Regions from separate parts of the Mus musculus genome. Here all the other regions are linked to region 3. A link is a contact called in ENCODE Hi-C or POLR2A ChIA-PET data. All regions are on one chromosome and are shown on one strand. The core of a region is the stretch at or near the end of the contact, and the rest is flanking DNA. Distances in the headings are between cores, read along the strand shown.

Evidence for each region. A loop is a pair of places that touch in the nucleus more often than their neighbours do. ChIA-PET counts read pairs that join two places held with the same protein, here RNA polymerase II (POLR2A).
Region 1: POLR2A ChIA-PET joins it to region 3 with 12 read pairs in embryonic stem cell. The contact joins the enhancer-like site here to the promoter of H2ax in region 3. POLR2A ChIA-PET finds 5 or more read pairs at or near these places in 3 of 5 experiments (Patski and embryonic stem cell).
Region 2: POLR2A ChIA-PET joins it to region 3 with 11 read pairs in embryonic stem cell. The contact joins the promoter of Rnf26 here to the promoter of H2ax in region 3. A Hi-C loop is called at or near these places in 1 of 37 maps with a recorded cell type or tissue (left cerebral cortex). POLR2A ChIA-PET finds 5 or more read pairs at or near these places in 3 of 5 experiments (Patski and embryonic stem cell).
Region 4: POLR2A ChIA-PET joins it to region 3 with 24 read pairs in embryonic stem cell. The contact joins the promoter of Bcl9l here to the promoter of H2ax in region 3. POLR2A ChIA-PET finds 5 or more read pairs at or near these places in 3 of 5 experiments (Patski and embryonic stem cell).

The regions. Positions count from the first base shown.
Region 1 is chr9:44,165,688-44,172,687 of GRCm38, reverse strand. It overlaps Cbl (Casitas B-lineage lymphoma), which reads left to right. Exons shown (of 16, transcript NM_007619.2): 4 at 3,512-3,668; 5 at 5,357-5,478; 6 at 6,098-6,235. Among named protein-coding and RNA genes, the nearest start is that of Mcam, 35 kb to the right of the region's middle. Within about 2 kb of position 1,892, at least 1 of the 3 ENCODE cell types and tissues checked has a DNase peak (open chromatin) inside an H3K27ac peak, as active enhancers do.
Region 2 is chr9:44,110,476-44,117,190 of GRCm38, reverse strand. It overlaps Rnf26 (ring finger protein 26), which reads left to right and starts at 4,140. Exons shown (of 1, transcript NM_153762.3): 1 at 4,140-6,410. The coding sequence starts at 4,242. The coding sequence ends at 5,516.
Region 3 is chr9:44,330,797-44,337,771 of GRCm38, reverse strand. H2ax (H2A.X variant histone) reads right to left here and starts at 3,057. Exons shown (of 1, transcript NM_010436.2): 1 at 1,695-3,057. The coding sequence starts at 3,010. The coding sequence ends at 2,579. It overlaps Dpagt1 (dolichyl-phosphate (UDP-N-acetylglucosamine) acetylglucosaminephosphotransferase 1 (GlcNAc-1-P transferase)), which reads right to left. Exons shown (of 9, transcript NM_007875.3): 5 at 6,570-6,654; 6 at 5,680-5,868; 7 at 5,122-5,209; 8 at 4,801-4,956; 9 at 3,877-4,715. The coding sequence ends at 4,650. Hmbs (hydroxymethylbilane synthase) reads left to right here. Exons shown (of 14, transcript NM_001110251.1): 10 at 82-120; 11 at 297-416; 12 at 601-654; 13 at 760-846; 14 at 927-1,424. The coding sequence ends at 1,100.
Region 4 is chr9:44,497,228-44,503,732 of GRCm38, reverse strand. Bcl9l (B cell CLL/lymphoma 9-like) reads right to left here and starts at 4,597. Exons shown (of 9, transcript NM_030256.3): 1 at 4,460-4,597; 2 at 4,184-4,285; 3 at 2,603-2,988; 4 at 1,812-1,931. The coding sequence starts at 4,209.

The sequences.
Region 1 (7,000 bases), core at 643-3,142, 160 kb after region 3:
GGAAGGAGAGAACTGACTCCATAGAGCTGACTCTGAAATCTACGTGTGCACCTTGGCACTTGCAGTCTGCACTCACATATAAATACACACCACCATCACCAGTAACAATGAATTTTTAATTATTATTATTTATTATTATTATTTGTTGTTGCTGTTATTCAAGACAGGGTTTCTCTATGTAACAGCTCAGGCTTTCTCAACTCATTTTGTAGACCAGACTGGCCTCAAATTTACAGAAATCTGACTCTGCTCCAGAGTGCTAGGATTAAAGGCATGCACCACCACACCCAGCTAACAAAAAAAAAAAAAAAAAAAAAAGGCCAGGGACGATGGTGCGTGACCGTGGTCCCTGTACTGAGAATTAACTAGCCTTAGCAACGTGAGACCCCCTCTCAAAAAATAAATAAATAAAAATATGACTGCCAGATGGTGGTGGCGTGTACCTTTAATCCCAGCACTCAGGAGGCAGAGGCAGGCTGCAGAGTGAGCTCCAGGACAACCAGGCTATACAGAGAGACCCTTTCTCAAGCAAACCTTGGAAACAAAACAGACCGTGGACAGGATTTGGGGAAGCTGTGCAGCGTTGACTTCCTAGATTTGCTAGGGACACTTGTTTCTCCCATCTCTTTGAGATAGTGTTTCTCTGTGTAGCCCTGGCTGTCCTGGAACTCATTCTGTAGACCAGGCTGGTCTCGAACTCAGAAATCCGCCTGCCTCTGCCTCCGAGTGCTGGGATCAAAGATGTGTGTCACCATACCCAGCTTTCTCCGGTCTTTTTATTTTAACCTCTTCATTGATTCTTTGTGAATTTCACAGCATGCATCCCAGTCCCACTCATTGTCCAGCTTCTTTGTTTCCTCCTTACCTCCCCCTCCAAAAGAAAAAAAATCTCATTGTGTGTGTCACAGTGTGTCACACAGTATATTCTTTGGTTCCTTGCAAGTGTTCATTGGTCTGGTTCAAGGCTCCTGGCCTCTGCTCCAGTATTAACACTGGATCCTTAACACTGCTCCTCTCGTCCATCCTAGTGCTGCCCTGTGCTACGGAGATCCTGTAGCTCTGGATAGACAGGAATGGGTGCCCTCATGTGCTCCAGCAGGTCATAGATGGGGTGGATGTTGGGGTGAGCCATCTCAAAGCCCTGAGCATGGGTGGTAGCTGAGCTGATCAGGCCTTCAGCTTCCCTGCACACATGCACACCACTAGGGCTAGCTATCTCCCTTAGTGCTACAGCTGACAAGGGGTAGGGCCAGCTTACCCACCCCCACGACATTATGGCCATCTCTACTGTGCTACCCAGACAAGGTACCGAGTCTACTCTTCAGAGTGCTGCAGTTGAGGGATGGGGGTGGGAGCCCAGTCAAGCTCATGGTTGGTGCTTTTGCTATCAGGGCCAGCTCCTGTGCTGCCCAGGTGAGGTGCAGGGCCCCCTCTCCTGAGTGTTACAGGGCCAGCTGTCTCATTCACTCTCGTGACCTCCTGCTGTTGACTGCTGAAAAGCTGCAGGTAGGGGAATCTGGCCTTCATTACTCTGTATGCTCAAAAGAGGAGAGGCAGAGCCAGCTTTTCCACTCCCCTCAGGGCTGACTCAGCCTCACCCCCTCCACCAAGGCCAGCTCTACTGTGCTACCCAGACATGGTACTACAGCTAGTGAGAGGTTTGGCTAGCTCTGCATAGCCCTTGGACATCAATGAGGTCCCAGGCAACAGCCCAAAGTAGGAATAGCTGCATGCTTTTGGTGGTAATATGAGCCATGGACATTGACACAGACCCTTGCTGCTGCATGGCCACAGACCCAGACATGGCTCTCAGCATCAGTATGTGCTGGCACTTCACCATGGCCTCAGGTGGCAGGGCAGGCTACTCACATCAGGCTGTTCCTCTCCACCCCTGACCCTTCCACCCCACGTCCTCCCCTACCCCTTATCTCCAATACGGCCTCTATTTTTAGTGCTCTAGCGCTTCTGCTTCTCTTTCTCTCCCATCTTTCCACACCATAATTGCACATTGTAGTGGCTCCAGCTGTGGACCCCACGTGGTGGGCAGGCGTCTGGATGTCCTGCTTTCTCCAGTCTTTAAACAAATACAACTTCAGTTTAGATAGTCCGTGTTCTTTGATTGAATATTCTTCCTTTTCTCTCCCTGTCTATCCTGTTAATGAGCATTTACATTTCAAATTATGGGCTTAAAATTTTTTTACTCTTTGTATATGTCTGTGTTTATACCTGTGAATGCAGTGTCTGCAGAGGCCAGGAAGGGTGTCAGATCTCTTGGAGCTAGAGTTACAAGTGGTTGGTCGTGAGTTGCTAGATGTGGGTTCTGTGACTTGAACTTGTGTCTTATGGGAGAGTAGTACCTGATATTACCACTGAGCCAACTCTTTCGCCCTATAAATTATTTACTGTTGCAAACAGTGAGCAGGGTCATAATTATTTTTGTAAGCTAGAATCTCTCCTTAGTTATATAGCTAAGAATATTATTGGTAAATTGTGGAGTTTTACCTGCCCCTCCCACTGAGTATTGCATAATTGCTTTGTATGAGTTTATATTCTTCCTTTTTGGTGCTTTACAAGACAGGGTTTCTCTGTGTGAGGTTACGGGCTGGCCTGGAACTTGCTCTGTAGACCAGGCTGGCCTGGAACTCAGAGATTTGTTCTGCACAGCACTTGCCTAGAATCCATGCCCAAAGTTCAGTCTTTAGCAGGGGGAAAAATAGTACTAATAAAAAAATGTTAATGCTGAGCAAGGCATGGTAGTTCACACCTATAACTCCAGCACTTGGAAATCTGTTTGAGGCCAGGCAGCAACACAAAAGTTCCTGGTCAGCTTTTTTGCCCTCCAAAACACTAATGTCTGGCTAAAATTATAAAGATTATACTGCTGGTCTGACATACATAAGGCCCTGGTTCAGTTCCCAACACTACAAAAATAAAATTAAAAGTCTATTACGCAAAATAAGAACTGGTGTGATTTTCAAAGCTCAGATAAAGCCAGGTAGGATGGCGCACCTTAGTTCTAGCACTTGGGAGGGAGGGACAGGTGGATCTTTCTGACTTCTAGGCTAGCCAAGCCTACGTAGAGGGACTTCTTCTCCTGAGGAAAATTTAGTGTAGTGGTCTGCACCTCTCCTCTCAGCATGGTGAAGCTGAGAAGGAGGATGGAAAGTTAAGGCTGACCAGGGTCTCGATGGTAAAACTGATAAAACAAGGCATGACCTCATCTTTCTCCTGTACTTCTAGGGTGGAACAAATGCTGTAGGAAGATGAAAAAGGGATCAATATGTGATAGTTTTGGCCAGGAAACTGTAGAAAACCATCTCTGTTACTCATTAGGAAGTCAGCAGACATCCTTTACTTCCTTCTTTCTGTTCTTAGTCTAAATATAACTTGGCTTCTGTGAGAGAATTGCTGTTAATATTGGGAGCCTAATGTGTCTTGCTTGGTGTCATTTGATGATGGTAGTGTCTGCAGTTGCCTGTTCTCACCGTGCCTTTTCACCCATCCCTCCCAGGACGATAGTCCCGTGGAAGAGCTTTCGACAGGCCCTGCATGAAGTGCATCCCATCAGTTCTGGGCTGGAGGCCATGGCTCTGAAGTCCACTATTGATCTGACCTGCAATGATTATATTTCTGTCTTTGAATTTGATATTTTTACACGGCTGTTTCAGGTATGATTCTAAAGTCATTGACTAACCTGCTATTTTTCTAAGGAGAAAGCTCTTTTTAAAAAAAGATAAAAGTTGAATATGGTGGCTTGCAATTATAATCCTACCACTTAGGGAGTTGAGGCAGGACGATTGCTGAGTTCAAGGCCAGCCTAGGCTATAGAGTGAGTTAGAGGCAAGCTGACAGCACCTGCTGCTCTTTCAGAGGACCCTGGTTCAGTTCCCATAGTGACTGTAACTCTAGTTCTAGGTGAGACAATGGCCCTGTTCTCAGCTGTGGGCATCCTGCGTACATGTACTACTCATACATACTTGCAGGCAAAATATTCCTAGACATAAAATAAATTACACACACACACACACACACACACACACACATAATATCTCAAAACTCACTAGACATGATAGCACGTTTCCTGTAATAGCAGACCAGGGGAAGCTGAGGTAAGAGAATAAAAGGTCATGACTAGCCTGAACCACAAGGTAAGTTCCAAGCCTAGCCAGATATGTGTGTGCATGCGTGTACACACAGTCAGACATCTCAAACAAAACAAAATTTTAAATGGCTATATAATCTTTTGTCTTGTGTCTTTTTGGTTGTTCTTGAATATCCTCTCACATTATTTTAATGTCATAGAACTGACAGAAAGGGATATAGTTTATCCCTTTGGGGTAGGCAAGTGGTGGCAGAAATAGAGAGTCTATTAAAAACAAGGGAAGGGGAGAGGAGGGAATAGAGACTGTAGTTGGGAAGTAATATATGAGAGAAGAGTAAACAAAAAAGGAAAAAAAAAGAAAATATAGAGGAGCAAAAGTTTCATGCCAATTAAGAGAATCATCCCTACCTTGGCTATTTAAATTTATGTAGTGATCCTTTTTTTGAGAACCAAAATCCTTGAGAAGGTGCTCTGTGTTGAGAAGAGACCCTGTGCCCATGTTCTCCTGGATAAAACCCATATGCAAATACAAATGTCATCCAATAAGTTTGAGAGATACTTTTTAAGAAGATTAAGAAGAAAAGAAAGATAAGGAAGGCATTCCCAAGAGTTGGAAAGGTGCTGGGCTCAAAGCCTATCCTTTTATTCCTTTGATGTGTGTGTCCAACTTGTTTTTCTGTTGTTCAACTCTTTCTCTCTTTTTTGGGGGCTTGGAGAGGGGGACAAAATCGTATGTAGCCCAGAGTAGACTCAAGTTTGTTATATATCCAAGGTTAGCCTTGAACTTCTGACCCATCTGTTTCTACCTCCAGAGTGTTGGGATTGCAATATGTACCACCATACTTGGCTCCCTGTTGCATTCTAGATTGTTAACCCTAAAATGCATTGGTATTTCAATGTATGTGTGTCAGCTTGAATAAACATTCATTCATTAAGGACTTAATAATTGCATATATAGACCCTATTCTGTTTTTCTGGGTTTTATTATTATTTGACTTTAATACTGGTTAGAATTGCTGAGTAAATTTTTGTGTGTGTCATCTTCTCCCTATAAAGGCAGTTTGTATTCTTAGCTCTCAATGTTTCTACTCTCCCAAATAGATTTGTCTTCCCATAGGATGACAATAGAGAATTTGGAACAAACCTGAATTCGTAATTGAGAGTTGAGGGCTTTTTTCTTTTTGTTATTCATTGTTCTGAGGCTGAGTGTATGTGTACACTGAATGGTCTGTGATGAATGTTTTCTTTCTCTAGCCCTGGTCCTCTTTGCTCAGAAATTGGAACAGCCTTGCTGTAACTCACCCTGGTTACATGGCTTTCCTGACATACGATGAAGTGAAAGCGCGCCTGCAGAAGTTCATCCACAAACCTGGCAGGTCAGTGAGCTTGCAGGTCTCCTGCTGGCTTTCATGACGCTCTTAGGAGTTGAAGGAACGTGATCATGTTGGTTCCCCAGGAGCCCAGATTTAGGGATAGGATTGATCTGTCCGAGGACTTGACTTAATCAAATCCTGTGATTTAGTAAATGTTTTTAAGCCAATCTGGAATGGGGTTTATGCTGGTCCTTGGGAGTCCCAGTGTGTAGGAGCTTGGAAGGCTGAAACAGGAAGATGGTTTGAGACCACCCTGAAATATATCACAGAACCCTATGTCTAAAATTAGAACAATGAGGTTAAATGTCTTTTGTTTCTGCTCTGAGATCATTAGAGAAGTTGATTTTCTTTTAATTGGAGATTGAAGCCATGCCTGTAGCATACTAAGTCCTCACTCTCCCTAAGCTATGCACCAGGCCCTTGAAAAGTCAGTTTCAGTTCTTTTCAAGTTAGCAACAGAGAAAGGACTTTGATTATTACATTTTTATACATTGTTTTCATTTGTATTCATCCTTTCCCCCTATAGGAGCTATTCTTAATGGTCTTTTTGATTTTGTCTCTATCCTGCCTTCTATTGAATACCAGCATATATATTGAAACTTCTGGTCATCTCTGTTCTCAGTTACATCTTTCGGCTGAGCTGTACTCGTTTGGGTCAGTGGGCTATTGGGTATGTTACTGCCGATGGGAACATTCTGCAGACAATCCCACACAATAAACCGCTCTTCCAAGCACTGATTGATGGCTTCAGGGAAGGCTTGTGAGTATTGCTGCTTTCTGTTTTCTCTCAGAATCTAGGAACTGGAGGACTTCACTACCTCTTTGTTAGTGGCTTCTAGTGCATGGTTCTTCTGCAGGTGACATTTTAGGAATGTATTAACATGCCACCTTGCTTTGTCCTTGAGGTTGAAGCAGCTTTGCTCATTTGAGGGGTTCTCTAGGTATGAGATTAACTTTCTTTGTTGTTCTAGTTATTACTACAAATATACTTTACCTCTTTTTCCAGATAACTTAGTTCTAAAGCCAAATTAGAATTAAAAACTATGCAAGGATCAGGACATATTCAGCTGCTTATTTAAGTAGTCAATGTGAGAGTAATTAGATGTTCCAATGACAGCAGACCTTGGTTGCCTTCAACCTAGTTTTATTCTGGTTTAGCAGGTTTTTTTCAAGCCTTGGGCTTTTGTGATATATGCTAATATTTATGGCTAAGTTCTCACTCCTGAATTATCATTCCTATGGGAATTCAAATTCATTTTCAGTCAATAAACACTGAAAATACTGCTGTGGGTATCAAAAAATGAGCTGTGTTCTAAAGTGACAGGAAAATTGGTTTTCTATTATGTATCATCTCTACATTGGGGCAAGAAAACATTCTGCTCCTAATACTGGAGCAGTTTGATGCCAGAAACTACTTAGAGATATCCCCTGGCTTCATTTGCTTCCTATTACAACACTTGTAAATTGGTGTCACGTGAAGTTGTTAGTCAAAAGCAAATGGAAGTCAGGGGCATGGCGGCATGCA
Region 2 (6,715 bases), core at 2,891-5,390, 220 kb after region 3:
ACAGAACAGCCTCTTGAATTGGAGACTCTGTCCTGGTCTGAGTCCCTTAGCCCACACACACCCTGGAACCTCTAAGAAAGCCCTGCGCATGTCCAGCTGGCCTTTCTCTTACCAAGCAGAAGAAAGGCCCTGCCTGCCTGCCTGCAGTGCAGATGCCCTGGCTTCTATTGCAGGCCTGGAGGGCTTCCCTTCTCCCAGAGCTCTTTACCTTCTCAGTCCTGCAAGGAACTGCTAGGTATCAGGTTTTCTTCTGAGCTGGCAAGTAATTTAAACTTCCTCCACCAAGTTTGCTGAGCTAGGATTTCCCACCTTACCCACACCTGGGACTCCGGTCGAGGGCTGTGGCTCATTAAAATGACTTTGGTTTAGTATACCTCGTATCAGGCAAAACGGTCTGTCCCAGATAGACAGGGACTGCCTTTGGCACCCAAGGTCTCTCCCTGCTTCTTTAAATTTTTTTTTTTTTTTTTTTTTTTTTTGGTTTTTCGAGACAGGGTTTCTCTGTATAGTCTTGGCTGTCCTGGAACTCATTTTGTAGGCCAGGCTGGCCTCGAACTCAGAAATCCGCCTGTCTCTGCCTCCCAAGTGCTGGGATTAAAGGCGTGTGCCACCACGCTCGGCTTAAATTTTTTATCTATCTATCTATCTATCTATCTATCTATCTATCTATCTATCCATCCATCCATCCATCCATCCAGGTATCTAACGTGAATGAGAGCTCTATCTGCATATACACTTGCATGCCAGAAGAGGGCATCAGACCACATTATAGATGTGTTGTGAGCCACCATGTAGTTGCTGGGAATTGAACTCAGGACCTCTCTGGAACAGTAGCCAGTGCTCTTAACTGCTGAGTCATCTCTTCAGCCCCTCTTCCGACTGTGGAAAACTGGCTGCTTTGGTTTGTCACTGGTTTCTAAGTTACAGTTATTTATCTATGGGGGGTGTGTGTGCTCCCATGCTCCCATAGAAAGCTATGTGGGTCCCTGGGATTAAGGTCATTAGGTTAGGCAGCAGCAGGCCCCTTTTACAGGCGAGCCATGTTGCAGATCCTGGCTAGCTGTTTAATTGTAACCAATGCAGGTGTGATTGTGGGTGTAGGGAACTGGGTTCCAGCTGTGGGTAATGCTGGCAGTCCCAGCTCTACAAACTTGGTGAAGGAAATTTAAATTGCTTCAGGATCCACACCTGACTAGCTGCAGGCTGAAGACACAGGTTCACAAAAAAAAAAAAAAACAAAAAAAACAAAACCAAACCAAACCCACACGTGAGGCCTTCAGAGATGGTCTAGGCACTTCCTGTGTGTGCAGTAAGAAGACAGGAGTTTGACTCTCCAGCATCAGGAACCCACTGGCCAGAGAACAGAGTCAAAATAAGGTGGGAAGTGATAGAAGACACCTGCCACCCTCCTGGGTCTCTAACGTGTGTGCACTCAGGTTAGCACACGCGTGCGCACTTGCATGTATCTGTGGAAGCGGTTCTCTCCCGTCTGCTGGGAATTGGGTGCAGGCCACCAGACTTTTTACCCGTATAAGCCATGGCACAGAGAAACTACTGAACTAGATTGCTCCGTGGGCAGAAAGAAAGATTTATTTGGAATCAGACTGTGAAGACCATCTCTTGGTGTGTTTGGGGGCTGGAGGGACAAGCAGGGAGAGGGGTGACGTGGCTGAAAAGCAGATTTTATGTGACGGTGAGGTGGATGTGGGGGTCTGAGCTGATACAAGCTGTCAAGATTGAAATGGAACTAGGTGCCCTTGGCAGAGGGTTTGACCTTTGGGGGAAGGTTAAGAGAACTTCCTGGTGAACAGAAACTGCTTTAAGAGATCTGCTTTTCTAATAAACCGTAATCTTTAGGCTTGTTTACCTGGTAACAACCCTTCTGCTTACCTAGCCAGAATCTGTCTAAGATAGTGTCAACAGCTCTGCTATTTGGGACCTGACAACCTGCTCAGCCATTTCTCTGGTTCTTTTCTTTCTTTCTTTCTTTTTTTTTTTTTGAGACAGAGTCTCTATGTAGTGCTGGTCCTGGAACTTGACCAGCTCTGCCTGCCTCTACCTCCTAGGTACTGACTAAGGTATACTGCTAACTGGCTGGGCTTTATTTATTTACTTATTCCCCACCCCCACCCCCACACACACTTACCCCACACCCCGGAGACAGGGTTTCTCTGTATAGTCCTGGCTGTCCTGGAACTCACTTTTTAGTCCAAGCTGGCCTTGAACTCAGAAATCCGCCTGCCTCTGCCTCCCAAGTGCCCCTACGAAGCCTCGATGTGTAGTGCTGAGGGTGTACTTCATTCAATTCGAGGCAAGCACTCGCGTCTTTCATGGGCGATGCTTGAAGGAAATGAAGGGCTTACTCACTGTTCAGAGTTGGCAACAGAGAATCTGAATTCCAAACAAGTGGGAAATTAAAAAAACAAACAGAGGTGACCAGGGGAAGGATAAGTGTCCTGTTTACTTTCTGTTGCTGTGATAAAACACTTTGACCAAGAGCAACTGCGGGGAGGAAAAGGTTTGTCTATCTTACCTTCAGGTCACAGTACATGTCTGAGGGAGGCTGGGGCAGAAAGTCATGGCAGGCGCCTGGAGTTACACATTACCTTTGCCAACCATGGAGGCTGAGGCTAGCTAGCTAGCTGGTACAGTTCCTGGGTCACTCTCCACAAGCTTTCTTCTTACACAGTCCAGGACCCCTCTGCCTAGGTAATGTTGCTACCCAGAGTTGGCTGGGTCCTCCTCTGTCAATTAACAAAAGAATCCTTCACAGACAAATTTACAGACCAAACCCACCTGGGCAATCCCTTAAATTGAGGTTTCTCTCACATGATTCCAGGCTGTGCCAAGTTGACAATTAAGGCTAACAAGTATGATAGTCACCCGAGAGACCTCCGGGTAAGTAGAAAACACTGGAGCTCTTGATGTATGGGTTACAGATGGCCTACATGTTGATAGGGGTCAAGGTAGAAAGCAGAGCTCCTTCATTCTGTGGCTCCTTTTCTCAATGACAACAGATCTCCTTTAACAATCTTTTTCACTTTGTGAATAGCTTGAGATAAGACGATAATCTTAAAAAGGGTTGTATTTCCAAGGCATGTTAAGTGCTTAATAAATGATAAAAAATAAATGATGAGCCGGACATGGTGGTGCATGCCTTTGGGAGGCAGAGGCAGGCGGATTTCTGAGTTCGAGGCCAGCCTGGTCTACAGAGTGAGTTCCAGGCCAGCTAGGGCTACACAGAGAAACCCTGTCTCGAAAACCCAAAAATAAATAAATAAATAAATAAATAAATAATGAATGAATGAATGAATGAGATGAGGCGGGGGTCCCAGCGTACGCGGAGGAGGTACTATCTCAGAGCCTAGCCCAGAGCTCCAAGAATGCACGCAGGATCGGGAGCAGGTGGAGTTGGGGCCACAACACTTAAAGGCAGCCTCATTAAAGTGTGGCTCTGGCTCTTTAAGGGGCGGAGCGGGACAGGGAGGGAAAATTATACCGACATGCTAACGGACCTATCACCACTTCAAAGAGGAGGGGGCGCTTTATAAACACATTTCCACCCCTCTCATTGGAAACTGTCTTTGGGCGCCATTCAAAACCACCAATGGTTTGTCGACATTTCTGCCCATTGCCCCTCACTGATTGGCCACAGGCTATAGTCCCGCCCCCTGCTTGCCACGTCCCTTCGCAAACAAGATGGCGGCGCCCAGTGGAGTCGAGGCCGCGCTCGGGATTTGCCGAGGCTGACTTTCCGTCCCGCTCTCCCTTTGGGTGCCACTCGCCGCGAGCGGGAGGACAGGGGCCGGGCGGGGACAGGGGCACTTGCGTGGCTGGACCGCGAGCCCGCGCCCAGCCTGCGCCGCCCCCACCCGGCCCCGACCCGGCCCTTCCCGACTCCGTCCCATCCTTGCGGGTCTCCTCCCGGTCTGACCCGTGGCCCTGTCGTGTTTACCGCTCCAGGCTCCTAACGCTGAGGTGCTTCCTCCGGTCCAGGCTCGCTGTCACTTTAGAGATGTTTCACCTCTTCGCTCCCGAACATTCCGCCTTCCAAGCCGGGACGCCGTTCCCTTCTGTAAAAGTCTTCCCTGAAGCCCACTTCTGTAGCCCTTGCTTCTTCCTTGGTTAGACGTTCGCATCCCTTCCAAATTCACTCCGATCTCGCCACAATAGTGGCAACCTTGACACCGCCTTCCCTGAGGAGCCAGCCTTCCTTTTGTCCTGAACTTCGCAGCCCTATCATGGAGGCTGTCTACCTGGTGGTGAATGGGGTGGGCCTGGTGCTGGACTTGCTGACCTTGATGTTGGATCTCAACTTCCTGCTCGTGTCCTCCCTCCTGGCTACCCTGGCCTGGCTTTTGGCCTTCATCTACAATCTGCCACACACGGTACTTACCAGTCTTCTGCACTTGGGTCGAGGATTCCTGCTTTCTTTGCTGGCCTTAGTTGAAGCTGTGGTCCGATTTACCTTCGGGGGACTGCAGGCCTTGGGGACGCTCCTCTATAGCTGCTACTCTGGCTTGGAGAGCTTAAAGCTACTGGGGCACTTGGCCTCCCACGGAGCTCTGAGGAGCCGGGAATTCCTGAATCGGGGCATCCTGAACATGGTCTCCAATGGCCATGCTTTGCTGCGCCAGGCCTGTGACATATGTGCTATTGCCATGAGCCTGGTGGCCTATGTGATCAACAGTCTAGTCAACATCTGCCTCATCAGCACTCAGAACTTCTTCTCCCTGGTGCTGGCCCTGTGGGATGCTGTAACGGGGCCTCTTTGGAGGATGACAGACGTGGTGGCTGCTTTCCTCGCTCACATCTCCAGCAGTGCAGTGGCTATGGCCATTCTCCTGTGGACCCCCTGCCAGCTAGCACTGGAGCTGTTGGCCTCAGCCGCCCGCCTGCTGGCCAGCTGTGTGGTTTTCCATCTCACTGGATTGGTGTTGCTGGCTTGCGTGCTGGCAGTGATTTTGATTGTGTTGCACCCAGAACAAACCCTGAGGCTGGCCACTCAAGCTCTCAGTCAGCTTCATGCCCGCCCATCTTACCACCGGCTTTGGGAGGATATCGTACGGCTGACTCGCCTTCCACTAGGTCTGGAGGCTTGGCGCAGAGTCTGGAGCCGCAGCCTACAACTGGCCAGCTGGCCAAATCGGGGAGGAGCACCAGGAGCCCCCCAAGGTGGCCCCAGGAGGGTGTTCTCAGCCAGGATCCAGCCACAGGACACTCCTCCTGAAGCAGAAGAGGAGGTCATCAGAACTGCACCAGCTAGAGGCCGAGAGCAACTCAACGAGGACGAGCCTGCCGCTGGGCAGGACCCATGGAAGCTGTTGAAGGAGCAAGAAGAGCGGAAGAAGTGTGTTATCTGCCAGGACCAGAGCAAAACGGTGCTGCTTCTGCCCTGCCGGCACCTGTGCCTGTGCCAGGCTTGCACTGAGATCCTCATGCGCCACCCTGTTTACCATCGCAACTGCCCGCTCTGCCGCCGCAGCATCCTGCAAACCCTCAATGTCTACCTCTGAGGACTCCCTCCCTGCCTGCTCATCCTCTGCGCTCCACACACCGGGACAGCATCAACACTTTGCCTCTGGGTTCTGGCCTGAGTCTTCTTTGCCCCCGAAGGCGGCGACTCTGCCAAGCCTCAAGCCATATATCCAGGACGTGTAGCTTGGAATACTCTGGAAGACTCCAGTCTGGGTGGGACAGAGTAACACTTTCTCTAAATCCTGTGTGGGGCCCTGAGATGCTGAGGGTGGTGAGTATGTCACTATGCAAGGGCCCTGAGACTCTGTGGTGGGCTCTTGTGCTGCGCCTGCCAGGGCCCACCCAGATGCCTGCCTCTAGGGCTGTCCTTCTCTGCTTCTGGCTCTTTTGTTGGAGTTTTTGGTCCTTTCCCCCAGGCCACGCCACGCCACGCCACATCAGTGTTGTTTGAGGATTTTGGAAACTCATGGGCCTTAGAGTGATCTTGATTCTTTTTCTCTTTTTTGTTTTTTCTTGGTTTGGATCTTGAACCTTTATGTTCAGCCAGAGCCTCTGCCCTGGTAGGTCTGGGAGTAGAAACTTGCAGATGCCCTTCTGCCTGTCACTGTCTTTTAAAGACTCCCAACTTGACCAGGACCTGGAGTCAGGAGTTTATCCCTGAGTACAGGGGTGCAGCTACACCTGGCTTTGGGACCATTCACCTTCAGGCACCCCAGCTCCATGGGGAGCCTCGGAAGGAACAACCAGATGTCTACTCATTCCCTACATGGCATAGAACATAGCATTCCTCCTGGGCTCTCTCCGGCAGTGGAGAGGGCATCCCGCACTTTTCACTTGGGTCCAAACGAGGGGCTGGGCCTCAGGGGTCATAGCTCCATTTAGTCGGTCGGACTGCCCAGTTTCTATGAATAAAGTTCTCTTGACAGCTCTAAGTGTGGTCCTTGGGAGTGGTCCTCCAGCAGCCGGTCAGCTGGTGTTGTCTCCAGGTCTTTTGAGAGTAGTTAGAATAAGAAGCGAGCAACTGGATGGCGAGCTTCAGGGGTGGGGATGAGGCGATTGTGCGACTGGCGGTGCCAAGAGGAAAGCCCACAGCAAGCATGGCTGCTTAGTGCCTGCCCTTCTGACCTGCCTTGCAGTCAGTGGTTCTGAGTCGCCTTCTCTGTACTGCGTTATAAACTCTTATGAGCAGAATGTGAACTTGTCCCTGTTCTTCCTGTGTTCCTACTGTGCTAACCTT
Region 3 (6,975 bases), core at 1,808-4,307:
TCCCCAGGCTTCCTAGATTGGCAAACCCTAGCTCACTGCCTTTGAACATCCCCTATCCCACCATCTTGTCTCTCTCCACAGATTTTGCACCCAGAAGAATGCATGTATGCTGTGGGTCAGGTAGGTTTGCCTGGAGAGAACCTGGTTCATAACCTTTGGCACCTGCTATCCATCAAATAAGATGTTTAGAGAGGGACAGGTTTGGTTGTTATGCATAAGACCCAGGGAAGCAGGTAGAGGTGTGTTTCTCATGCTTAGCTCTATTACTAGAGAAGATCAGGCCTGTTGTTCTTTAGGGAGCCCTAGCCGTGGAAGTCCGAGCCAAGGACCAGGATATCTTGGACCTAGTGAGTGTGTTGCACGATCCTGAAACTCTGCTTCGCTGCATTGCTGAAAGGGCTTTTCTGAGGCACCTGGTAAGATGGGCTCCTCCCATGGTGTTGTGGGGAAACCAGGAAGGGCAGTAGGGAGAGAGATTTGTCAAGTACTCAGTATGTAATGTTTTGTATGTATGGAGAGGACCTTGATCTGGCCCCTTGAGGTCTGTGGTCAAAAGTGGTGTTAAAGGCCCTTAGAGCTCAAAGGAACATATCATTGCAGGAAGGAGGCTGCAGCGTGCCCGTAGCAGTGCATACAGTGATGAAAGATGGGCAAGTAAGCCAGGGAAATGGATGAGGGGAGGGACTGTCATTTCCATGTGCACCGAAACATCTAAGTAACTTTCTTTAAATATCCTGGTACAAACATTTTATTTCCTAGCTGTACCTGACTGGTGGAGTCTGGAGTCTAGATGGCTCAGATAGCATGCAAGAGACTATGCAGGCCACCATCCAGGTCCCTGTTCAGGTATTGACTGGGAGATGAGGAAGGAATAAATAGAACTGCTTGTAATCTTCCTCTTACCAAAATTGTAACCTGTCATCCAGCAAGAAGATGGTCCAGAAGATGACCCACAACTGGTTGGAATCACTGCCCGTAACATTCCAAGAGGAGCCCAGCTAGCTGCTGAGAACCTGGGCATCAGCCTGGCCAGCTTGCTGCTCAACAAAGGAGCCAAGAACATCCTGGATGTTGCACGGCAGCTTAATGATGTGCGCTAACTGGTCTGTAGGGCACAGGAACCCTGGCTGCCACTCCACTGCCTACTTCTGGCTTCCAAGTGCCCTGTGCTCCATCCCTAGGGATGTGATTATCCCAGGAAATTGAACCACGGGGTTGTTGAGACTTCCACTTTGGAAGATATGCCTCACCTTGGGGCCTCCATATCTGCCTTTCCCTCAGTAGTTGGGGGCTTCATCTCTTTAGAGAAAGTCCATGCCAATCTTTGAATGTAACCAATACCACTAATAAACCAGTTTAGAATGTGGTTCTTCTGATAGAGTTGGGGAAGATATGAATAAACCCAAAGCCCTTTTAAACTTGAATTGAGTCTGAGACCTTTCTGTTGTAAAACACGCTGTGATTTGCCTCATGTTCTCAAAAAAAAAAAAAAAAAAAAAAAAAAAAAAAAATCAGCCTTCAATTCCTACAGCCTGTCTTCAGTCAACGGGATCTTCGTGGATTACATAGCCTTTCCCACTCCCACGGCCTGCAGAAAGGGAAGTCCCATTCTCTCCCAAGATGTGCCAGGCACATGGCTCTACCACGGAGCTATATGTCCAGCCCTGGGACTACAGCATTCAACATTAAACCACTTTTTTAAAAAAACAAAACCAAACGATCCTTTAATAAAATTAGCCCATTAAATCTCCCCACTTAAGGTTCTAAACTTGTAATAGCTGCAAAAGTTCCAGTTCAGAAGCCAGAGGCTCAGTCCAGACAGGGATTCACCGGCTTGTGCTGGTATCTAGGTGTTTGGGTTGTAGTTGAGTCGCTGGGGAAGAGGGGATGGATGGCTAGGCCCGGCTGCCAGTCGCCTGCGGCAGGTATAGAACTCTTGTCCACAGGCCGGTAAGCGTCTCTCTGACCCTTGCCGGGAGGTATTCCTAGAGAAACTGGGTTCACATTACAACCATTTTTGGCCCCGCCACACCACACTGGCCTACGAATGGCGACAGGGTCAACTGGTATGAGGCCAGCAACGGTGACACCGAAGGAAACAATGTGATCCATTTCTCCTCCTCTAAGCCCGGCAATCAAGTCACTTTTCAAAGGTCCAGGCGAGGGCTAAGCACCAAGCTGAAGCAAAGACGCCGGGGCTGTAGCTGCGGAGGGACTAACCTTCAAGCCCACCGCGGCCGGACGTCTGAGCGAGGGGCCGAGACTCCGGGAAGGCGCCGCAGCCTCTCCGCACGGAGCCGTCGTCCACAACCGAGAACGGCGAAGCGATGTCACGAGCTCCGGGATGGGCAGGTGCCGCGGCGCCCGCGTCCTCCGTGGCAGAACCGGAGGCCGTGCGGGGTAAGGGGAAGAGTGGCGCGAGGGCGGGGAGGGGAGAGGAGGGAAAGAGAAAGGATGGGGACGCGGCAAGCCGCCGCAGCCCGAAGTGGCTCAGCTCTTTCTGTGAGGGAGGTGGTGGCCCTTAAAAGGGCCTTTGTGGAGGTGTGGGGAGGGCTGGGCGGCCTCGGCGCGGGCCCCCTCAGTACTCCTGAGAGGCCTGCGAGGCCTTCTTGCCGACCGCCGGCGCCTTGGGCCCCACGGTGGCGCTGCTCTTCTTGGGCAGCAGCACGGCCTGGATGTTGGGCAGGACGCCGCCCTGCGCGATGGTCACGCCGCCCAGCAGCTTGTTGAGCTCCTCGTCGTTGCGGATGGCCAGCTGCAGGTGGCGCGGGATGATGCGCGTCTTCTTGTTGTCGCGGGCCGCGTTGCCCGCCAGCTCCAGGATCTCGGCAGTGAGGTACTCGAGCACCGCTGCCAGGTACACCGGCGCGCCTGCGCCCACGCGCTCGGCGTAGTGGCCTTTCCGCAGCAGCCGGTGTACGCGGCCTACAGGGAACTGAAGGCCGGCGCGTGAAGAGCGCGACTTGGCCTTGGCGCGGGCCTTGCCGCCGGTCTTGCCGCGTCCGGACATAGTGTACGAGGTAGAAGAGCTGCGAACAACGCTGAGAGACCACGAACTACCAACCGCCGCAGTCAACGGTCGCCTGGCCGGCCAAGCCCGGCCTTATAAACTCCCTGGACACGCCCCCGCTTCCTCCTGATTGGTTCCTTTTTTAATACCCACCTCTGGTTGGTTGCAATTAACCCTTCGGTGACGCGCCTTAGCTGAGAGAACGCGCCCAGTGATTGGTCCAATTTGAAAACCTTTTACCCGGGGAAGAAGACAAGGCGGAGTGGCCGCAAGCCGGAGGCTGCTCACCCCTGGAAATGGCCAATCCGTGTAGAGCGCGCGAAATTTAAACGCTACGGCGCGACAACAAAACCTGAAGACTAGAAGGGTGGAGCTTGGAGCTACCTCTACAGTTTCTGGGAAATTTGAGTCGGTCTTTGGTCTTAAAGGAAAAGGGTCTACACTATAAGCAGCGTTCTCCTTCCAGGTTAGAGCACTTCCCACTCCCTCCTCTAATCTGGTAGACGGAGGGTTTATTTGTTCATTATTATTTTTAGGTTTGTTTGTTTGTTTTTCGAGACAGGGTTTCTCTGTGTAGCCCTGGCTGTCCTGGAACTCACTCTGTAGACCAGGCTGGCCTTGAATTCAGAGATCCGCCTGCCTCTGCCTCCCAAGCCTGAGGATTAAAGGCGTGCGCCACCACCATCTGGCTTTTGTTTGTTTGAGACAGGGTTTCTCTGAGTAGCCCTGCCTGTCCTGGAACTCAGAGATCAGCCTGCCTCTGCCTCCCTAGTGCAGATTAAAGGGAGGGAGGGTTTAAAAGAAACGAAATGAAACCTCCTAGGAGTTTAATCCTATGCCAGAAAATGGAGCACTGTGATCTTTTATGCTATCACAAGTTTGTGCTGCGATATTTATTCAACATGTTCTGTCTGGTCTTAGTTTGTGACAGGCCTTTTTTGCAAGAAAGGGTCTGATGGAACAGAGATCGGTATCCTATTGGGAAAGGTACCCGGTCTAACCCTTCCAATCTATCCTAAAATGCCTATATAAAAAATAAATATACCAGACTTGGCATATAGTTCAGTGGTAGAGCAGTTAAGTATAAGGAAGCCCCGGTGTTCACTCCTGAAGCACCACGAAGGTTAAAAAGGACAGAGGGAGGGGATGCTACACTAGAGGAACAAGTAAAAGGCAGTCCTTTATTGTCACCGTTCTGAGCACATGGCCCTGCCTCTACGCTTCCCAATCACAACACTTCATTTGATAGTCAAATGTGAGGTCACCTTGGAGTATGTAGCCCTAACTCTAGCCCTAGCCCAGGTTCTCTCTCAAGGCTCAGGTGAATTCCTTTAGAGTTAGCGCTCTGAAAGCTGAGCTACGAATATTTGCATAATAGAGGCTACAAGCCCACCTGGTGAGGCTGCAGATGGGACAGAAAGGGAGGGCAAGGCAAGATGAAAGCCCTAGGCAAAGTCCAACTAGCGGACTTCAAGTCCAGCAAGGTGTCCATCCAGGATATCAGTAGTCACAGATGGCAGAAGCTGAGAACAAAAGTGTCAGCGAGGCCTGGACCAGAGGGTCATCTCGGACCAGACAGAGGCTGGTCCTGGCTGAGGTCCAATGGAGACTGTGAGGTAAAGGGCAGCTGTCAGGGAGCTCAGACATCATAGAAGAGTCGGACGAGTTGGTAACGAATGGAGAAGGTGGCGGCGCTGCTTAGGACCTGGGAGAAGTGGACTGGAATTAGAAGCAAGGCCAACCAGAGATGTAAACGCCATGGCATTACTAAGCCCCACCCTGAGCTGTACCTGCAGGAGCAGCAGGAGCAGGGTGAGGTTTCTCTCATGTATAGGCCCAAAGACTTTAAGTAGCAAGTTGATGAGGGTCATGTTGTTACACTCAGTGAAGGCACCGTCCTCACTCTCACCTTGGTGAACTGTCACTAACCGGAGGTTCTCTGCTACCTGCAGGGACCAGAGGTGAAGATGACTTCAGTTATGCAGATCTACTTCACGAATAGGGATCTTCTTGATGTTCCCAAACTCCCCTTGGGCCTGAAAAGGCCTAGGTTTCTCTTTTCCCAAGTTAAGGATGGCGGCCTCGGGCCTTACCTCCTGTTACCTTGTTACCTTTAAAATAAAGGTGCCCAGGAAAGAGAGGTTCTTGGTCTTGAACTTGGAATAGCTCATTTCCAGTTTGCCTGTCTTTGCGTTGAGTCTGCAATGGGAAGATAATTTCATTTGACTGAATCAGAGACCTCTGCACCCTGGTTACTAAGAAGAGTACTGAGGCCGGGCGTGATGGCGCACACCTTTGATCCCAGCACTCAGGAGGCAGAGGCAGGCGGATTTCTGAGTTCAAGGCCAGCCTGGTCTACAAAGTGAGTTCCAGGACAGCCAGGGCTATAAGGAGAAACCCTGTCTTGAAAAACCAAAAAAAAAAAAAAAAAAAAAAAAAAAAGAGTACTGAGTACTTATGTACTGGAGTTGGTTTCTGGCTCCGTGATCAGGGCTGTTGTAAGCATTACATACTATGTAAGTAAACGAGCTTCGTAAATTACAATGGGCTACCCACATACAGTCGGCTCATCTTTCCCCTCATGTTTTTTTTACATAGGAAATGCAAGTTGGCTTTAGCTATCCCAAGTCAGAAACTATTATGACCCTTGAAAGCCCCAGAGTGGTTACCTGGGCATCCGGTGTCGAGGGCAGGGGATGATATGGAAGAGCTGAGGCAGTGAGTAGAGGAAATTGAATACTTGTGGCATAAAGAAGAGCAGCATGGTCTTGCTGAAGTGTCCCAAGATCCCCACCACGGCAAAAGTCATGCCCGCAAAGTAACAGAAGGTGTCTCCCACAAACACGCGGGACGGGTACCTGTGTGGGAGAGAGGATTTCAGCCAATGGCAAGAGTTGTTACTGACTCTTTCTTTCAGTCACTCGCTCTGAGTAACAGGCCAGCCTTGACCCTGAGTTCTAAAAGAAAGGCTGTTCCAGAAACTCTATAGGCCCCACGGCCCCCAACTCATCTACTCCTAGGGGCTACACAGCATTTGTTCCCAACTCCTGCAGGATAGGCAGGGATTCCACACCAGCACCAGGCTGCTCTGTAGCTCACCGGGCAAGCAGTCACCTAGCGAGTACAAGGTCATGGATTTGATCCCCAGCACGAGGGTGTGCAGATGGTGGGGTGAAGGGTGGGATCTAATAGCACATGCCTGTATTTCTAGGCCAGCCTGACAACACCGTAAGTTCAAGGCCAGCCTGGGCAACTTACTAAAACCCTATTCTCAAAAAAAAAAAAAAAAAAAAGTCTGGGGATACAGCTAAAATCTAAAGTGCTTGCTTAGCATTAAGACCTCAGATTTAATACCCTGTTCATAAACACAAACACACACACACACCAGACGAGTGCTTGTGCTCACACAAGAGTGGCAAACTACTACCAATGGCAGAGCCAGAGAATATCCAACAAAAGTATGAGCAATTTTAGTCTCTTCATTAGAAGCTGGGTTATGTCAAGCCCATCTCTGCCACATACATCAATCATTTCCTCTCTCATCCATAGGCCTACATACCAGTTGTGGTAAAGCAGTCCCAAGGTGGTAAAGAAAAATGGTATCATGAAGTAAAGGGAAAAGATATGATCATCTCGATAATCACCTTTGGAGCAAAGCAAACAGAAGGGAGTCAGTACCGGCATCCCGCTGTGTACCTTGGTCTCATTTGTATCTAATTTATGTTCCCAGCCATTAGGAACACAGCACCCAAGTCACTTTCAAGACCAACTCTACCCCACCCTGCCACTGCTGCTCCCTGACTTCCTATGTAGCCAAGTCTGGCGGGCACCTCCCATGTGCTGGGATGACAGGTGTTTGCCACCGTGCCCAGCTCTAACTTCCCCTTTCACATCACCCAGGCCATTCCCGATACTCTCATTACTTTCATTGACCTATAAAAAAAAAAAAAAAGCTAACAACAGAC
Region 4 (6,505 bases), core at 3,348-5,847, 160 kb before region 3:
GCATTAAACAAAACAGAACAACAAAAAACCACTTATCCCTCTGGAGCTTCCCAGGAAACAAGAGAAGACCAAATATATGTTTCACAATATCACAGACTCACATACTCGGAACAGCCGAATATTCCTCAGGAGCAAGACAAATTTCGCTCCTCGGTCACAAGCCTGGCATTCCGTTCTCACATAGATAAGACCCACGACTGGTCTTCAGTGGTTTTAGGTGAGGCAGAGATCCATGGTCATACCAAGAAAAAACAAGTTAAAGCCTCCGGACTACAAACAGCAAGTGCCAGCACTTCCCAAAATCACAAGAACTTGACCAAGGTGGCAGACACCAGAGGCCTAGAGTATAAATCAGAGCACACAACAGGCTCCTACAGGCTACGGAGAGGGAAGCAGAGTTTATCACAAGAAGGAATTTTCTAGTACCCTAACAGCAATACAAGCTAGCACTGTTCAAAGTATGTCACATGCCTGGACTCAACTTTCTCCTTGTGCCAAATCTATATGACAAAGATCACTTCTATAGATGAGCAATCAGAACTCCTTTCTCAAGTTTACAGTCCCTGGGATGTAAGTAAAGGCGCCTGGGCTCTGAGCCTGTCTCATTGACAGCTACCTCAGTCTGCCTTGCTGTGTGAAGAATTCAGTTGCATGGTTGAATGCTGCTGAATGACACAGTGACACAAGACTATAATCCCAGCACTTGGGAGCTATAGGCAAGAGGGTTAGAAGGTCAAGGCCAGCCTCATCTATACAGTAAGCCTGAGGCTAATCTGTACTACATGAAACCTGGTCTTCACTGAATTGCATTCCATCTAAAAGAGGCTGGTCAAGGGATCTTAGCTATTTCTTATCGCTCTGTATCTTTCAAAGTTTCTCCAATGACACGGGATAATGTTACAGACACAAATTCGGGGAGACAGGAGGGTTCTGGTCCCAGGAAGCAGTGACAGATTCTACCACTCAAGCATCCATACTGAGACTGAACATAGCTCATACAGCACTAGTTAGTCACATGGGGCCTTGGCAGTCCCAGCCAGTTGTAGAGACTTCTTACAGGACACTGGTCAGTAGGGTCTCCTCATTCCCTCTTGCTGACTGTTTCCTCCACTGTGACAGTCATCATTACACTTTCTTCATGGGCAGCTGTGAGGACTAAACTCAGTAGCAAATGTATCTTTCTTCTCCTTTCCTTAACTCCTGCCTGTAAGCAGCACACAATTTAAGCTCTGGCTAGCTTCTCACATGCTTAGTTAGGTTGGAAGCACCAAGGATGTCTCGGGCCTCAAGCACAGAAGGATGGATTGGAATGAGAGAAATGGCTATGAATCCTAGAAATGCATCATGAGCATTTTCTGAGTGTCATTTAGAGACTGGAGAAAGGAACCAGGGACACAATTAAGGGTCAGTTCACACCTAGGCTTAGCAAGGCTTTGCAAAGCCAAGCTAACAGATTCCCATCTTCCTGCCCATCCTCCACTGACCGGTAGGTGGCAGCATAGGCCATGAAATCTGTTAGATGTGTAGGTGAGTTGTCCGGAAAAGGGATTACCTGAGAGACCTTCGACAGAGGGAGGGAGAGGGGAAGGGAAAGAGAGAGGGAGGGTGGCGAGGGTGTGAGCAGCACTCACACTATAGATAAGGAAAAAGTCCAAAGTAGGGCTGAAGAAGAGCCTGGGCTCCTAGTCCTTGCCATTTCTTGAACAATCCCCTAAAGCCCAAGGTAAGCTCCCTCAGGACGGACACACACACACACACACACACATACCAGGGGAAGGGCACCATGAGGCACAGCATCAATGGGCACTCACTGTGGGCGGCCGCAATGGGCTTGTCGTCCTCCTCGCTGTCTGGCCCAGAGCACCATTCGTCCCCACTGTACGGCTGCTTCCGCTCCAGCACACACCTCCGTTTACTCCGGGGTGCCACCTCTGCCCAGGCAGGATACAGGCAGGCAGAGTAAGAAAGTATGGCAATGTGGCCTAGTCCTTCCACATGCAGAGGCCCTCCCAGACCATTCTCCAGAGTGCCCCACCCGAAAGGGCACTGCCCAGACCACGGTGGGCACTTTGCCAGTCCTTGGTCCCCACCACACCACCATTTGTTTCTGATTTCTTTTTCTAACCCTGGCTGCCTGTCTCCCCTCCCCCCCCACCCAGCACAGCATAGTCCCAACCACAACTGGTTCTAATTAGGGCTGGGGGGGGGGGGGCAGGGAGGAGCCACTGTGACTCTTCCAGGCCCCAGTGCCTGTTCCCAAAAGGCTCCCACCAGCCAGGACATCAGGAAGCTTTAGGGATGATGTGGGTAGGGGGTGGATCTTCACCCCAGACACCTCCCTCTTCAATGTGGGGGCTACAGGAGTATTATCACTCTGCTGTCAGGCCCTTCTCTGAGTGCCACTCTAGCCAGCCCCGCTCTGGAATGAACTGGTTGACTGATGGGTAGACGTAAGAGAAAGTTACTACAAACAATACATGTTGGGTGGCAACACAAGGATGAGACTCGAGTAAGGGCTGGTCTCTGAGCAGTTTGGGTCTCGCTCACTCGGGGCTGTAGATGATGTTGAAGTCTAGAGGTGAGGGAATACAGTATACAGTACCTTTGGCCTCTGAATCGAGGGATGGAGTCCCAGCTTCCCGCTGCTCTCCAGAGTCCACAGACACACTCCTCTCGCGCTTCACCTTGCCCTTGAGTGAGCTGAAAGGAGACACTCCTGCCTGGGGGTTCTTCAGACTTGAGTTGCTAGGTGAGATCTGGTTGGCCTTGGCCCCATGGCTCCCCGCCCCCACGCCCTTGGAGCCCAGGTTGCAGGTGGGTCCTTGGTTCACATTCTGGTGCTGGGATTGGGCCCCTCCATTCCCTGTCTTGCCATGATTGGTCAGTTTATTTTCTGGGTGCATTGGCTTGGCTGGGGCAGGGGGGCAGTGGCCCCGAGGGGACAGCGGTGGACTCCCTGGAGCCTCTCTCCTCCTGGGGTGGGGTAACCTGGGGAAAGGGAGGAGAAACAGGAAAGATTAATCCTGCAAGGCATCAGGCATGCCTGGACTTTAGCTCTCTCCTAACAATGCAGGGGGTGGTGAGGTGCTATCTGGAGACCACCTGCTATTCCCTACCTCTGTGCAGTTCCTCAGATAAGAGCAGAGCTCTGTCCACCTGGGGGAGTGGCGATGGAACAGTGTTCCTTATCTTCTAGGCTCAACTCAAATGGAAACCCTGGGCTTTGACTTGGCAGAATCTATCTACCTTCAGCCCCAGGATCCAGCGCTTCCACTAAAGCCCTTTCTCCCTAGCATCTGATGGATTCTTCGCACCTTCTAGGGTTTAAGACTCCTTTCCAAGGCCCCAGACCTCAACTACGCTGTGCCCTGACAACTAGCTGAGAAGGGCCACAGGACCTGTGAGTCACTGCTCAAGCCCGAGCCCTATTCCCTAGGGTACTAGGGAAAGCATAACCGAGAGTGGTACCCACAGGTCCAGAAGACTCCCCAGAGCCTAAGTGGGGAAGGCCTGAAGAGGGTGGGCCAGTAGGCCCTGTCAGCAGGCAGGGATTGGGGGGGGGGGCATGTCAAGCAGACAAGAGTACAGCTTGAAGCCATGGATTCCTGCAGCCTAGGCTGCGGGCCCTTTAAGCTCCAGCCCGCTCCCCCCACCGCCTCCCCCTCCCCGGAGACCTATTAATAGCCGCTGGAAAGATCACATCACGGGAGAGGATATTTATCCCCCCTCATTCCACACCAGCTCAGATTTATTTCAGCTCTGCTGTCCTGCTGCCGCCGCCTGGCCCTGTCTGCCCGCTTCTCCTGGGGAGGAGGGAGGCAGGCACCACCCCCACTCCAGCTCCTACCCCCGACTAGACTGAGGCTGGAGGGCGCCATCACACCCCCAACACTAGGGTAGGATGAGGGTCTGTTCTAACGGTTTTAGAAGGGAAGAAGGGACCAGAAGCAGGCAAAGCTAGCTGCCAGTCTCCTCTGCCCCCTGGGCCCAGGCGCTAAGGCTGGCTGCCAGCTCCTGCCTGGGGCCAGACTTTACCATGCTACTTCCCTTCAACCCACTGGTGGCCAGGAAACCAGGTGCCCGAAGGGCTCCTCTCCAAACAGCTTGGCCCCATCATCATGGGCCCTTCCCTTCCCCACTCTCCATACACACATATATCCCACCCTCCGTGACACCCACACACCTTGTCTTGTTAGCCAGGATCCTCATGGCTCCCACACACAGTGGGGCTACGACCCCTGTGCGTGCCCAGGGCCCAGCCAGGTACTCGGTACTGGAGCAGGGACTGCAGCAACAAGCCCCAAAGAGAAAACTTGTGACTTAGGGAGGGGGTGTGTGAAGGGGAGGGAAAGGGAGAACCCAACGCCCCGGGACTAAGGAACTGGATAGGGTAGGATAGGATTGGAGAGAGAGGACTTCTCAATCCTAAAGACCAGTCCAGTCCCCATCCCTTCCACACCTTGTCCACGGGGAGCTTGCAGTATCGTGCAAGCCCCCCACCCTAGGCACCCCCCTCCAAGGGCTGTAGAGTCAGAATTCACTAATAGGCTTGGTCGCAAAAGTGACGCGTGGGGCGGCTGCGAGGTCTGCTCTGGCCCACTGGGGGACTCCCGCTCCGAGACACGCCCCTCGCCCAGGATTCGGGAATCCCTCACGCCCCGCCCCAGCACTGCGCCCTGTCCCCGGGCGCTGCAGCCTCCCAGGGGCCGGGGTGGGCGCACTGCCCTGCCCCGCCCCCAGCTCCAGGCCTAGCCCGTGCCCATCCCGGCAGGCCCGGGCGGGCAGCGAGAGGCCTGGCGGGGCCCCGAGGCTGCAGCTGGGCTCTTTTGGAGACCAGTAACGCTGGCTCAGATTCCTCCCCGACCGCAAGAATGCAGGAGCCTCCCCTCCCCCCTCCCTTGCACCCCCCCTACCCCGCCCCCTTCGGCAAAGCCCGAGTGTAGAGACAGAGCGAGCTTGGAGCAAGAGAGCCAGCGAGGCAGCGAGCGAGGTTGAGGGAAGCGGACAGGACTGCAGCGTGGATCTCCCGGGTCCACTGGAGGGCGCGCAGACAGACACATGGACAAGTCCTCCAGGGACTAAAAGGGCGCTAGCCGGTTGGGCAGACTGGGCGCACAGAGCTGGGACTTAAGAGACCCACAAGCACCTCTCTGTGACTCACACGCACACTTACATCTCACACGTGGACAGGGAGACAAAGACACGCACGGAGCCCAGGAAACTAGAGACGCTCACGGCCAGCCGACGGAGGTGTGCCCGAGGGACTGGGCAGCGCGAACCAGCCGGAGTCGCCGGGCAGCCTGGGGCACACAGATACCCCGGCCACCCAGCAGAGGGATAGCCGGTGGACTCATTGAACAGATGTGAAGACTGAGACCCAGACACAAGGGAGCCATAGAAAGTTGAGCCCGACAGTCACAAAGAATACACAGAGGGCCACAGAGACACCAACAAGCTGACTTACACAAACACAGACACCTCAAGCAACCGCCCCCTGCTCTGTCCCCTTTCCCCGCCCCCAGCAGAGATCCCGGTAGAAGGTGGGGGAGGGAAGGGGAGGAGTCTTGAGCCCTAGAGGCTCTTCCCGCGACAGGTCCAGCTAGACACACCCGTGTACACTCCAGCTCCCGGCTCAGCTGCTGGAAGCCGGGCTGGAACCTCCAAGCAAGGGGGAAACCTCCCAGGTACTTTGCAGCCGTCTAACCCCTATAGAACACTGGGCTTCCCCACTCCAACTCTGTCTCTGAAAAAGATCCCAAAGTCCTAGGACCTAGTTTGCAGCACACACACACACACACACACACACACACACACACACACACCACAACCAGGAAAGAACAGAAAGGCAGAAGTCACTGAGGAGTCCTGGGGAAATCACCTTGGTCAATAGAGGACCTGCTGTTTAAGTTCTCACCTCCATCCCTGGTTGATTCTCAAAGCTATCTCCCCAGTCTCACAAGGAGGAACTGAGGTTCCAGAAAAGCTGTGTGCTCTTGGGTCACATGACAGCATGGGCGACCCAGGACCCCCACTCCAGGTACTTTGGGCCCCTGACTATTCATCTCAGTCTAAATCAAGTCAGTGGGCTTTTCACACATGAGCCCCCAGAACTTATCACCTGTTATGAGGGATGGGGACGGGCTATCTAGAACTTTCTGTTGAGGGATCTCAAAAACTGGAACCCTAATCTTGGCATAGTGACTCACTGCTGTAACCCTCGCCCTTGGGGGGCTAAGGCAGGAGATCACAAATTTAAGCCCAACCTGTGAGTTCCAGGATGGCTTAAACTACCTAGCAAGATTTCAAAACCTTCCCCCAATAAGCTACGGGTGGGAGGGGGAGGGCCACTACTATAACAATCCAGGGAGGGGCTGTTAGGAAACTGGTCCTCTTCAGTAGTTCCAGCGAATCTGAAAAGTGCCCCCTAGGACTCCGCCTCCTGCTCCCACCCAGCTGCAAGGCGAGCTGAGGTAAGGACAGATGAGTCAGGGCTTTCCCATCCAGC